Linked DNA regions of Homo sapiens: all the other regions are linked to region 2. Evidence: chromatin contacts called from ENCODE Hi-C or POLR2A ChIA-PET data. All regions are on one chromosome and are shown on one strand. Each heading gives the region's core, a stretch centred on a gene start or an enhancer-like site at or near the end of the contact. The rest is flanking DNA. Distances are from core to core; before and after follow the strand shown.

Region 1 (4,051 bases), core at 51-2,550, 250 kb before region 2:
CATTACAATGTCATTCACTATATAAGGCTATTTACTGATATTTTTTAAACTACCTGTTTGATATGTTAAGAATTGCTTGTGAAGACAAGAAACAAACCACTGTGTTTACATAGGGGATTAATTTCCCAGTGGGCATTACTTGTGACCCATGTGCTATATTGAAGTGGTCACAATAGTTTTGTAATAGTAGATAGTGTTTTTTAAATGTTGTTACTTGGCAAATCCTATTCACAAGTTCAAAAACCTAGTATTAGTGCATTGTACCCCCGCACCACCACCTACTCCTGCAGTTTTTTTTCAACTGGCTCATGTAGGAGTACTGGACCCAGAGGGCAGGACCCAACAGATTCCACTGTGACTCCAGATGAGCAGAAGCTTTTAAAATGCAGTTTGGGTATGTTTGTGAAAATATCACATTGCTATGTTGAAATACATACCTATTTGGTAATAGTCGCAACCTTTCACCGTTTTTAGTTTGACTTGATAATGACTGAATCTATTCAGGGCATGCTTCAAAATTGCATTAACTGCTGTATAAAAAATGAAAATTGAAAACATATTACTTTGGAAATAATACTATTAATAGTGTGTTAGGTTTTGTTACAAATTTAACTGTGTCCCTAGAAACACATTTTAAAAAATTATTATTTGAACTAAAGCATATTTTGCTTTCTCTCTTATCTAATATTCACCTTATTTACTTCTGAAACACCAAACTTAAATGTTATATGGTCTGGTAATACTATAAAATAGTAATAATATAATAAAGAAAAGACAGTAATTTAAAATAGGGAGACAGCATAACTTAAAGTCAATAAGTTATAATTTATAATACATTAGAAATAAAATGTATTGCATATGAAAATAACTTTTAATTCATGCAAGTAGATCTGCAAAATCTTGATGGCAGTATCCAAATGCAGTATCAACAATGTGACTATATTGACAGTAGGAGCTTAAATACCTTGAATGTCTTAAAGTACTTAAAGTAACTAAAAAGACAGTCTCATTTGAAATCAAGGCAGAGGTGTCATTCAAGCAATTTACTCAGTAGTTCTAAAAGCGAATAACTGCTGACATTAGAGTAGCCTTATCACCATGAATCACGTTTCACTTTGAATGTTCAGATAATCAAATTTTAGCTGAAATAAAGGTTCATTTATGTAGCCGAAATCAAGAAATACTCACAGTTCAGGTTCGCCTGAAGTAAAAGGAGCAGAACCCCAAGCTTCCCTAGACACTGAGACTCGTCTTGGTTGTGTCAGCTGGGCTCTTCCATCCGGTCGTGGTGCAATTGGTTGGGGTTCTCTTCTTTTTTATGTTCATATGTGGTGGTAGGGTTTTTTTTTTCCCCCTCTTTTTTTTTTTCTTTTTTCGGTATGACAACTCTCAGATTCCTTTTGAAAATATTAAAAAGCCCTACTACCATGGAACAACTTTAAGCTCAACCAACACTGAACTTTAGGAAATTATTTATATCTTCTTTATGAATACCTTCCAACTTGACAATTGTGGAATGTTTTCCTCCCCCCGCTCAAAATTTAAAAGTTTTATAAATTCTAAGCAGAAATATGTATTTTCTGTGTTTTGTAAGAAATGATACATAATATGCTATATGGACTTTCAAAGCACAAGCACTGAATTTCTGTTTCTTAAGTTTTCATCTGTACATTATTTTAGCATATTTTCATGTATTCCTTTAAGACCTTTGCTAAAACAAACTTGTATTATTAGGACTAGATGAGATTTCTGATGGTGTTCTCCCCTTTTGATCACTATGATAAACTCTCCCGAGCAAATTAAAACATCACCTGTATTTTAAGCGAAATAATGATGGGATTCTGCAGTCTTGGTTTTGATCCTAGTCCAAAATTTAACCACTATCTGTCCATCTATGTAACTGCTGGCCCTGCAGTTTAGTGTTATTTCCCTTTTTTTGTTGTCATTTGAAATGAAGAAGTTAGTTTTTATTCTCCCCATAATTGTTATCCTGCAGCTTGTTTGCACTAAATATTTGACTCATTGGGCTGTATCTAACATTCTAATTATTTCTGGGTACACTCTTCTGAACATTATATTCTCCAGAGCTTTTTGTTTGTTATAAATATGATTTATGGGACAGGATATTTTTAAATTAATAGAATAAAAATGTTTTGTAGCTCTTACTTCCCCTTAGAACCTCTGAGAAGGAAGGTGGTTGCTGTATTAGTCCTGCAATATTGTTGTATTGGCAGGATTTTATTTTATTGTGGTACAATATGTAACATTAAATTTACCATCTTAACTTTTTTTTTTTTTTTTTTTTTTGAGACGGAGTTTCGCTCTTGTTGCCCAGGCGACAAGAGATTGTACAATGGCACAATCTCGGCTCACTGCAGCCTCCACCTCCCAGGTTCAAGCGATTCTCCTGCCTCAGCCTCCCAAGTAGCTGGGATTACAGACATGCACCACCATGCCCGGCTAATTTTGTATTTTTAATAGAGACAGGGTTTTGCCATGTTGGCCAGGCTAGTTTCAAACTCCTGACCTCAGGTGGTCCACCCACCTCAGCCTCCCAAAGTGCTGGGATTACAGGTGTGAGCCATTGCGCCCAGCCCCATCTTAACCATTTTTAAGTATACAATTCAATAGTGTTAAGTATATTCACATTGTTGTGCAACAGTTTCTAGAAGTTTTTCATCGTGCAAAACTAAAACTCTTCACCACTAAACGATTTCTCTCCTCTCCCCCTGCCCTTGACAATCATGATTCTTTATGTTTCATTGATTTGGACTACTTTGGACACTTCATATGAGTGGAATCACACAGTATTTGTCCTTTTGTGACATGTTTATTTCACTTGGTGTCATATCCTCGAGGTTCATCTGCGTTGCAGCATGTTACAGGATTTCCTTCTTTTATCAAACTGCATTATATTCCACTGTATATGCACCACATTTTCCCTATGCATTCATCTGTTGATGGATTTTTGGGTTGCTTCCACCTCTTGACTAATGTGAATAATGCTGCAGTGAACATGAGTATGCATATATCTCTTCAAGATCCTAGCAGGAATTTTTTAATGACTAAATAGGCATTTAACTACGTGCATTCTATTTCATATAATCTAGCATGAATATATTTTTTTCTATATTATTTTCCTACACCTAAGACAACCCTTTTCAAAACACTAATTGTTTTAATCTTCAGTTTCCTCATATTGTGACCACATTTTCTCCTCAATGTGAGTCAGCACAGCTACCACCAGATTTGAGTATAATCTTTTTCTAGTTCTTTCTTTATATAAGCTTTTTCCTGTTCATTCTGAACATTCTGGTTTGTCTCTGCGTTCTTAGCTCATTTTCGATATGTCCTCTTCCCTTCACGCTTCCTCTTTCTCTTGTTGGGATTATAAGGTATTTATATTAAGATAGAAGTAGAAAAGAACAAATGTATACGCTTGTTTGGTGCCATCTATTACTGATATCACTGTTCTCTTTAAATCCCAACCCTGGTTAAATTCAGCTCACCACCTACTCCAGGCCTGAACCTTGCCATGTAAAATGAGGACTGCTGGATACAAACACTCAATGATGCTGATTGGTCTCACTTCAAATTCATGACTACAAACCTCAAGTGGGCCCCTGGGCTGCCAACAGTCCTAGTATATTTCCTTAGTCCAGTGGTTCTCAAAACAGGGGTCCCAAACGAGTTGCGTCAACACCACTCAGAAGCTTGTTAGAAATGTATGTTCTTAGCTGGGCATGGTGGCGTACGCCTGTAGTTCCAGCTACTTGGGAGGCTGAGATGGGAGGAGCACTTGAGCCTGAGAGTTTGAGTCTAGCCTGGGCAACATAGCAAAACCTTGTCCCTAAAAAAAAAAAAAAAAAGAAAGAAAGAAAAGGCCAGGTGTGGTGGCTCACGCCTGTAATCCCAGCATGTTGGGAGACCGAGGCGGGCAGATCACCTGAGGGTCAGGAGTTCGAGACCAGCCTGACCAACATGGTGAAACCCCATCTCTACTAAAAACACAAAAATTAGCTGGGTATGGTGGCACGCACCTGTAATCCCA
Region 2 (4,054 bases), core at 160-2,659:
TCTTGCCCCAGGCCCCACAAAGCTGGGCCCAAGCCTGGGTTTGGCACACAGGCGGAAGTGCACAATTGTTTGCTGAAGGGAATTGAAGCCCATGTGAGAATTTGTAAGGGAGCTATAGAAAGAGAACCGGGTGAGTGACAGCCTTGGCCTCTTACCCTTCCTTTTTCTCTGACTTACTGGATGGTGTCAGGACAGGGACTTTCAGTTCCTAGGCCTGATTGTACTCGAAACATATTCCATAATCTTGTCCAGACCCCTCATTCTTCAAGTGAGGAAACTGAGGCCCAGAGAGATTAAGTGACCTGCTCCCCAGAGTGACATATGAAGGTGGAGCTGGGACCCAGTGGGTACCCTGTCCTCCTGCCTCCCAGTCCCTGGGTTTTTCTCGGGTCCTAATAAGGACACACACAGCCCCTGTGGCCACCCCCGACGTCCCCACTGCATGCCTCAGATCAGGATGGGGGAGGGGTAGCCACTCCCCTCTTGCTGGGCACCTCTAAATGACCTTGGCTGAACCTATTCTGTGGCTAAAGCACCCAACTCCCTTGTTCTTTATTCGCAAACTATCCTACTTCTGTCGTTTCACATCCGCCCTTCCAATCCAAACCCCAGCTCAGTGGGGTTGGATTGGATCAGCCTGGGCTCCCGGGCCTCATTTCTGGAATTGGAGGAAGGAGGAAGAGAGGCGAGAGTGCCCTCATTCCGCTGACTCCCAGTGTAGTGACAGTGACGTCGCCCCAACGGCAGGCCCGGACACAGTTAGGTGCGGGCTCGCGCCCCATCTGGTGCCCCGGGGCTCAGGGCGCGCCGCCGCGGTCCTGGAGGGGCAGTAGGCAGCGAGTCACTGGGCTGGACGTTTCCGCTCTGGCTCCTCCCTCCGCGGGCTTCAGAAAACTAGTTCAGCTCGCTGGCCCCGGCTGGCAACCGTGCGTGACACAGTGGTTTTTTTTTCCCATAAAGGTCACGTCCTTGCGAAACCTCTGCAGCCTCTGCCGGTAACCACCACCCCGGCCCCACCCTGGGGAGAAGGGGCGGAGCCTCCGGGGCGAGCCACGCCCCCGATGAGCCCGGTCCTGCCCAGCGTGGCCGCCAGAGGGCACCGAGGTTCGGGAGTCGGGGTGGGGCGGCCCCGGGACCTCTGTCTGCTCCCCGCCGCGGCACCCGCACCTACTCGGTGGGGGCGGGGGCCAGGGCTGGGGAAAGTCCCAGGGCGTGCCTGGTGCCAGAAACGTTCCTCACGCACCTGGAGTCGCAGAATGCCCGGGCTGGAAGGGATGCCAGGGTGGGGACCTAACCTGCCAAAGGTCACACCCTGGGGAAGATCTCCCAGTGCCGTGTCCTCCTGACCAGGCCGCGTAGTGCGCATGGCCTGTTTGTCACCTGTAAATGAAGGGTTAGCTCACCAACAGGCTCTGCCCACTGCCCACAAATACACCTTCCTGGGGCCTCTTCTGAAATCATCGTTCTTTACATTGCATCCAAAGTAGGTTTCTCTCCCATTGCAGCAGATGTCAAACAAAAAACAAAGTAGGTCTCTCCATTTCCCGATACAGTTGACCCTTGAACAATATGGGTTTACACTTCGCGTAACCACTTACACTTGGATTTTTTTTTCAATAAAAGTTACACCAAGGGCCGGGCGTGGTATTTTTGGTAGAGATGGGGTTTCACCATCTTGGCCAGGCTGCTTTTGAACTCCTGACCTGGTGATCCACCTGCCTCGGCCTCCCAAAGTGCTGGGATTAAGGGCGTGAGTCACCGTGCCTGGCCAGTTATTGTTTGTGTATGTGTGTGTGTTTTGTGGTTTTTTGTTTTTTTGTTTTTTGTTTTTTTGAGACAGAGTCTCACTCTGTCGCCCCGGCTGGAGTGCAGTGTTGCAATCTCAGCTCACTGCAGCCTCCACCTCCCAGGTTCAAGAGATTCTCCTGCCTCAACCTCCTGAGTAGCTGGGACTACAGGCATGCACCACCATGTCTGCCTAAATTTAAAAATTTTTTTTTGTTGAGACAGTGTCTCACTATGCTGCTCAGGCTGGTCTTGAACTCCTGAACTCAAACTATCCTTCTCCCTTGGCCTCCCAAAGTGTTGGGATTATAGGCGTGAGCCACTGTACCCAGCAGAGAATATTTGTTTGCTTGTTTGTTTTGAGATGGAGTTTCACTTTTGTTGCCCAAGCTAGAGTGCCATGGCATGATCTTGGCTCACTGCAACTTCCATCTCCTGGGTTCAAGTGATTCTCCTGCCTCAGCCTCCCAAGTAGCTGGGATTAAAGGCATGCACCACCATGCCTGGCTAATTTTGTACTTTTAGTAGAAATGGGGTTTCACCATATTGGTCAGGCTGGTCTCGAACTCCTGACCTCAGATGATCCATCCACCTTGGCCTCTCAAAGTGCTGGGATTACAGGTGTGAGCCACCTCACCTGTATATATAGAATATATATAGAATATACATAGAATATATATAATCCATATAGATTATACATAGAATATATATAGAATATATATAGAATATATATATAGAATATATATAGAATATATATATAGAATATATATATAGAATATATATAGAATATATAGAGATTATATATAATCCATATATATAGAATATATAGAGATTATATATAATCCATATATATAGAATATATAGAGATTATATGTAATCCATATATAGAATATATATAGAATATACATAGAATATATATAGAAAATATATAAGAATATATATAGAAAATATATAAGAATATATAGAATATATATAAGAATATATATAGAATATAGATAAGAATATATATAGAATATAGATAAGAATATATATAGAATATAGATAAGAATATATATAGAATATAAAGAATATATAGATATAGAATATAGATATAGAATATATAGATATAGAATATATAGAGAATATAGAGAATATATATATAGAGAATATATAGAGACAGAATATATATATTCTATATATTATATATAGAATATATATATATTCTATATATTATATATAGAATATATATATATATTCTATATATTATATATATTCTCTTACAAAGTTATGTTAGTTGACTCTTGATTGCAAGGTACAAGTATCTAACTCAAAACAGTTTAAGCTCAAAAGTGAATTTCCTGGAGAGAGGAGAGAATCAGGAGTTATAGTTTAAAGGGTATAGAGCTTCAGTGTGAGATGAGGGAAGCATTCTAGAGAAGGATAGTGGTGATGGTTGCACAACAATGTAAGTGTACCTACTGCTATTGAATTGTACTTTTTTTTTTTTTTTTTTGAGCCTCACTCTATCACCCAGGCTGGAGTGCAGTGGCACGATCTCGGCTCACTGCAACCTCCGCCTCCCAGGTTCAAGCAATTCTTTTGCCACAGCCTCCCACTCAGAGGCTGGGATTACAGGCGTGCATCACCATGTCTGGCTAATTTTTGTATTTTTAGTAGAGACAGGGTTTCACCATATTGGCCAGGCTGGTCTCAAACTGCTGACCTCAGGTGATCTGCCTACCTCGGCCTCCCAAAGTGTTGGGATTACAGGCGTGAGCCACCGAGCCCTACTTGCTTTTATTTTTTTTTTAATTTTATTGACCTGTGGTTTGACCATTTGGTGGATGGTGTTTCTGCCTTTCTGTGAATACCAAAACAACCTAATACATTGAATAAACTGGTTAATGTGTGCTAAACTAATGAAAGAATGAGTCTTTATTGTCCAATATAGGATCTTAGTTTTTTTATATGTTCGTTTGTTTGCAGATGGTATGATCTATGTACACTTGAAAAGAGACAATATTAACTTGTCCCATCTCTAATCTCTCCATAAGTCTGTTAAATTCATATTGTTCATGGACTTGTCTTCTAGCATGTAGCACAGACTTAAAATCTAGTAAGCCCTGAAAACAGTTTTTTGAAAGAATTATTCAATTATACAGTATTTTTCAATTTAGTTTGTGTCTATTTTTTCCAGAAATGGAATATTGAGGGTTCCAATTAAAATCATATTTACTTCTTCTTGCCTTTTTGTCTATTTTCTTTTATGGGTTTGTTACAATGGTTTTTG
Region 3 (4,143 bases), core at 379-2,878, 210 kb after region 2:
AAAATGTTCCAATACCCAAAGTACCTATTTGGAATATTTTGTTTTTTAAACACATCTATAGGGTTGAATATAAATAGAAAATGAACACAATTCTTACTATCTTGCAAGGTGGCCCCCACTTGCTTACCTTTGAGGAGTTTGGCTAGTGCTGGGAAGGCTACAGAAGCCAGTTTCTTTTTTTTTTGAGAGTTTCACTCCGTCGCCCAGGCTACAGTGCAGTGGCCCCATCTCGGCTCACTGCAACCTCTGCCTCTGGTTCAAGTTACTCTCGTGCCTCAGCCTCCTGAGTAGCTGGGATTACAGGCGTGCGCCACCACACCCAGCTAATTTTTGTATTTTTAGTAGAGACAGGGTTTCACAATGTTGGCCAGGCTGGTCTCGAACTCCCGACCTCAGGTGATCCACCCGCTTCGGCCTTTCCAACTGGTGGGATTACAGGCGTGAGCCACCACGCCTGGCCTCTATACTCATTTTCTAACATAGGGAGTGCTTTGACAGGCAGAGACTAGTCCAGGGCAGCTGAACCATACTGGCAGAGCAAGAAAGTCCACTTGGTGTCTTAACTATAATGCATGTGAAAACCAGAAGCTACGACACAAAACTATCTCAAGAAGACCGCTTACACAGGGCACTTCATTAATAATTCGGTGACTCCTCAAAGGTTCAGTTCCATCAAGCCATTTCTTCATAAACTTGTAAATTGGCCAGCTTTGTTAGCAATTACACATAAAAATAGGGTTTCTAAGTTCCACTAATGGAAAAAAAAGCAATGTGAGAAAAGCCCACTACAAAAACCTATTTCCAGATGTGAAAAGACGTTTGTCATGACAAGGATTACTACCAGATGGGATACCCCACGTTTTAATATCCATGAAAGTCAGTGATTTTGCTTGCTGAGGCGCCTTGTAACCAATGGCATCTTGGATTTGTTGAAATGCAGTATATTGTCTAATGTTAATGGATCAGAATGAGACTTGTTTTCTCAGATGGCTAAAATGATTCCTATTTTACTCTTGAGTTTTGACCATTTAAATAGAATGACCTTAAAATAATCAACCTTTATTTAAATGGCTCTGAAACGTGTTCTATTTAGGAAAGTTTTTTGGTGTAATTTAAGAAATTTCTCTTGAGATTTTACCTCCCTAAAGTTACTGAAACGTTTTATGTAACCCCAACTTTAGTAAGAGTATCTAAACTTTCAGGTACAGATAAAAATAAAGATGTCAACTTTTTGCCTATCTCTAAGTTACCAGATTACAAGAAACAATTCAAAATATTGGTGGTGATGTAGATTTTCAGTTAGATGTACTCATGTAGCTAAAAATACTTAAAATACAGTCTAATCCAACTGGAGGGAGTTTTCCAAATTGCAGAAAAGTTAAATATTAGTTTTCTATTTAAAAAAATCAGTGAAATTAAATCCAGTGAAAATCTGAGATTTGTCTTTTAGCAGTTCTTGAAGTAACCCAACTTTAGGAAAGCACCTCCAGGTTTCTGAGGAAATCTTAATTTCCCTGGGACATGACAACAAAGAGCTATTTCTAGACACTAAAAAACAGCAGATGGAACTTGCTAGAGAGTTAACTTTCACTTCTGTGGCTCCCCTCAAAACATGTGGTCTGCTTTATTTCCAGTTTAAGAGAACTGAAACACCACAGTTTGCTGAATCTTAGTTTTAACTCTAAAGTCTGCAATTAGATCACAACTCATTTCTTTGAGGTCCTTAGGTGTGAATCCACTTTGGATATACACAATGATGGCTGAATTCCTCATAAACATTTCCCTTTAAAAAATTCCCTTCAGCTCTATTACACATCTACCTTGTTTAGAAATCTTGTATTAATAAATAAAGGGAAAACCGAAATTGAATTTATAAAGTTTTATTTTTGTATATGTGCTAAATCTTAGGAACTGTGAACAATCTTCATGTCAGTCTGTTGGCTTGTAAAAGGCTAAGAAGTGCATGACTTGGGTGGTGAAATTTCCTTTTAGGAATCTGAATCTCTAAATAAATTTTCACACATTTGCAGTTTTAAAATGTGGTGCACCTTGCCCCCGCTTCTCTTACACCTATAAATTTGGAGGGAAAGTGCTAAATTTCTGCAAACGTCAAGTAATTGTTATAAATACAATCAGCAGCAAATTCTCAATACACTTAGCACTTCTGTAGTGTTTTATCACACTCAAAAACCTTATTTGCAAAAACTGAACACTCACATATATGTAGGACCAATTCTGGTTGAGTCCTACTATGAAACCAATACTGTTTTTTTTTTCTTGGTAACACAAAAACTGGGGTGTAGGGGAGTGTTTTCCTTTATCGGCAGTATGTAGTACCTTCAAACTAGAGACCAAAACTGGGCACTTACAATGAAAAGGCAATTTTCTTATCCAGCTATAATCCTAAATAAGGCAGGATATATCCACCAAATTACCCACAAAATTCAGCAAAGTAAAATAGCTCATGGGAAAACATAAGCTGGAAAAATACTAATAAAAAAACTGAATTACTTCGAAGTAGTCATCTGAATATTCACAGACTTGTTTTCATTTACAAATGTAAGTCAAAAAAGTCTCCTCATCTTTCTAACCACTACGAGGATTAAGGATTTAAGTTATTCACTAAGTTAATCATGAAAAAAATAGAAAACATTTTAATTCTAAATTTGTATACACAACAGCTAAAAGACACAAGGCTGGGAAATTATCACCAGGAGAAAAATCAATGAAAGAAAAAAAAAACCTAGTATGTTATTTCTGCCTCTACAATGCTAAACATGAAAGTTCAGTTGGTGGAGGGCTTAGAAACAGCAGCAACATGGTTTAACAAGTTGTGCACTGAAATACTTAGATACAATAGGGCAAAAGCCCTTGTTCACATGGTTTTACAACTAAAATATCTTCAGTCTTTATGGTAACACATTCTACTGTCTTCTATAATCGTGTCATTTAGAATTCTGGGGGCTGTTTCTTTCAAAGGAAGACTGGCGATTCCGCAAACATTTAAAATAGGAAATATATGGCTCAAAAAATCAGTTGAGGGAGAACTAAATAATCCTTAGGCACTTTGAAGACTTGAAATTTAAAATGTGCCACTTGTGTTCAGAAAAAGACCTCAAAATCACCATTATGTTGCTCTTGCAACAACATGCATCTTTAAATTTCTGGTTATACATTAATGCTTGAGTTAAATATAGAAAATAATTTGCACAAACAAAAATAACTCCACTTTCCCTTGCTCCTAGTCACAACGAATACCACTCTTCCTCAAATGGAGACAAAAATGACTCACAAGCCCCTCACCTGGCACAAGGGGGCTTGTAACTTCAAAGCAACCAAGGTTGGGCTCTTCCTCCAAGCAGAAAAATTCACAGCCTTTTATATGTCAAGTTTTCTCTCAACTAGGAAGTCGTTAAAGTTTTTAAGTACATTACATATTTTGTTAAGGAGCAGCAGGAAATATATAAATCTCCTCTCAGATGGTGAGATGGTACACCTAACTCATCCAAATAAAGTTAACCTATTTCACTCGTTTAAAGAGCTTGGAATTGAGGAACTTTTAAATTAAAAAAACTATCAACTGGGGCCAGGCGCGGTGGCTCACACCTGCAATCCCAGCACTTTGGGAGGCCGAGGCGGCCAGATCACCTGAGGTCAGGAGTTCAAGACCAGCCTGGCCAACGTGGTGAAACCCTGTCTCTACAAAAATACAAAAATTAGCTGGGCGTGGTGGTGGGCACCTCTAATCCCAGCTACTCGGGAGGCTGAGGCGGAAGAATCGCTTGAACCCAGGAGGCGACGTTGCAGTGAGCCAAGATTGTGCCACTGCACTCCAGCCTGGGTGACAGAGCAAGACTCCATCTCAAAGAAGAAAACAACAAAAAAATAAAAACAAAACAAAAATCAGTTGGAATTGCAAACACCGTGTGTGACTTTCACTCAAAGTATCGGTGTCAAAATGTCCTACAGGAACACCTAGAAGCACAGGTTGACTATACAGTACTACAAATAAGATACCCAAAGCTTTATCTTAAATACCTGCCCCTTTTAATCACAAAATAATGCAATGCTCAATTTTGTTTCTGCTTTGTTCAGTTCCAAGTGTAGCCTTTTGACAAAACATTTCCCTATTAACTGAATTGT

What was found. A loop is a pair of places that touch in the nucleus more often than their neighbours do. ChIA-PET counts read pairs that join two places held with the same protein, here RNA polymerase II (POLR2A). Pooled maps may share reads with other maps.
Region 1: a loop to region 2 is called in a pooled map, with 3 times the contacts of the local background. The contact joins the promoter of GPR34 here to the enhancer-like site in region 2. A Hi-C loop is called at or near these places in 1 of 37 single-sample maps with no recorded cell type and 4 of 50 pooled maps.
Region 3: a loop to region 2 is called in a map with no recorded cell type, with 10 times the contacts of the local background. The contact joins two enhancer-like sites. A Hi-C loop is called at or near these places in 1 of 37 single-sample maps with no recorded cell type and 2 of 50 pooled maps. POLR2A ChIA-PET finds 5 or more read pairs at or near these places in 2 of 52 experiments (Panc1 and activated CD4-positive, alpha-beta T cell).

The regions. Positions count from the first base shown.
Region 1 is chrX:41,686,222-41,690,272 of GRCh38, reverse strand. It overlaps GPR34 (G protein-coupled receptor 34), which reads right to left and starts at 1,300. Exons shown (of 3, transcript NM_001097579.2): 1 at 1,189-1,300; 2 at 438-530. The region is part of intron 5 of CASK (calcium/calmodulin dependent serine protein kinase); the gene reads left to right.
Region 2 is chrX:41,439,391-41,443,444 of GRCh38, reverse strand. No RefSeq gene overlaps it. Among named protein-coding and RNA genes, the nearest start is that of NYX, 5.9 kb to the left of the region's middle. RefSeq lists enhancers at 356-425, 1,366-1,415 and a silencer at 746-1,255. Within about 2 kb of position 1,409, at least 23 of the 41 ENCODE cell types and tissues checked have a DNase peak (open chromatin) inside an H3K27ac peak, as active enhancers do.
Region 3 is chrX:41,234,301-41,238,443 of GRCh38, reverse strand. It overlaps USP9X (ubiquitin specific peptidase 9 X-linked), which reads right to left. Exons shown (of 45, transcript NM_001039591.3): 45 at 1,865-4,143. Among named protein-coding and RNA genes, the nearest start is that of LINC02601, 39 kb to the left of the region's middle. Within about 2 kb of position 1,628, at least 2 of the 41 ENCODE cell types and tissues checked have a DNase peak (open chromatin) inside an H3K27ac peak, as active enhancers do.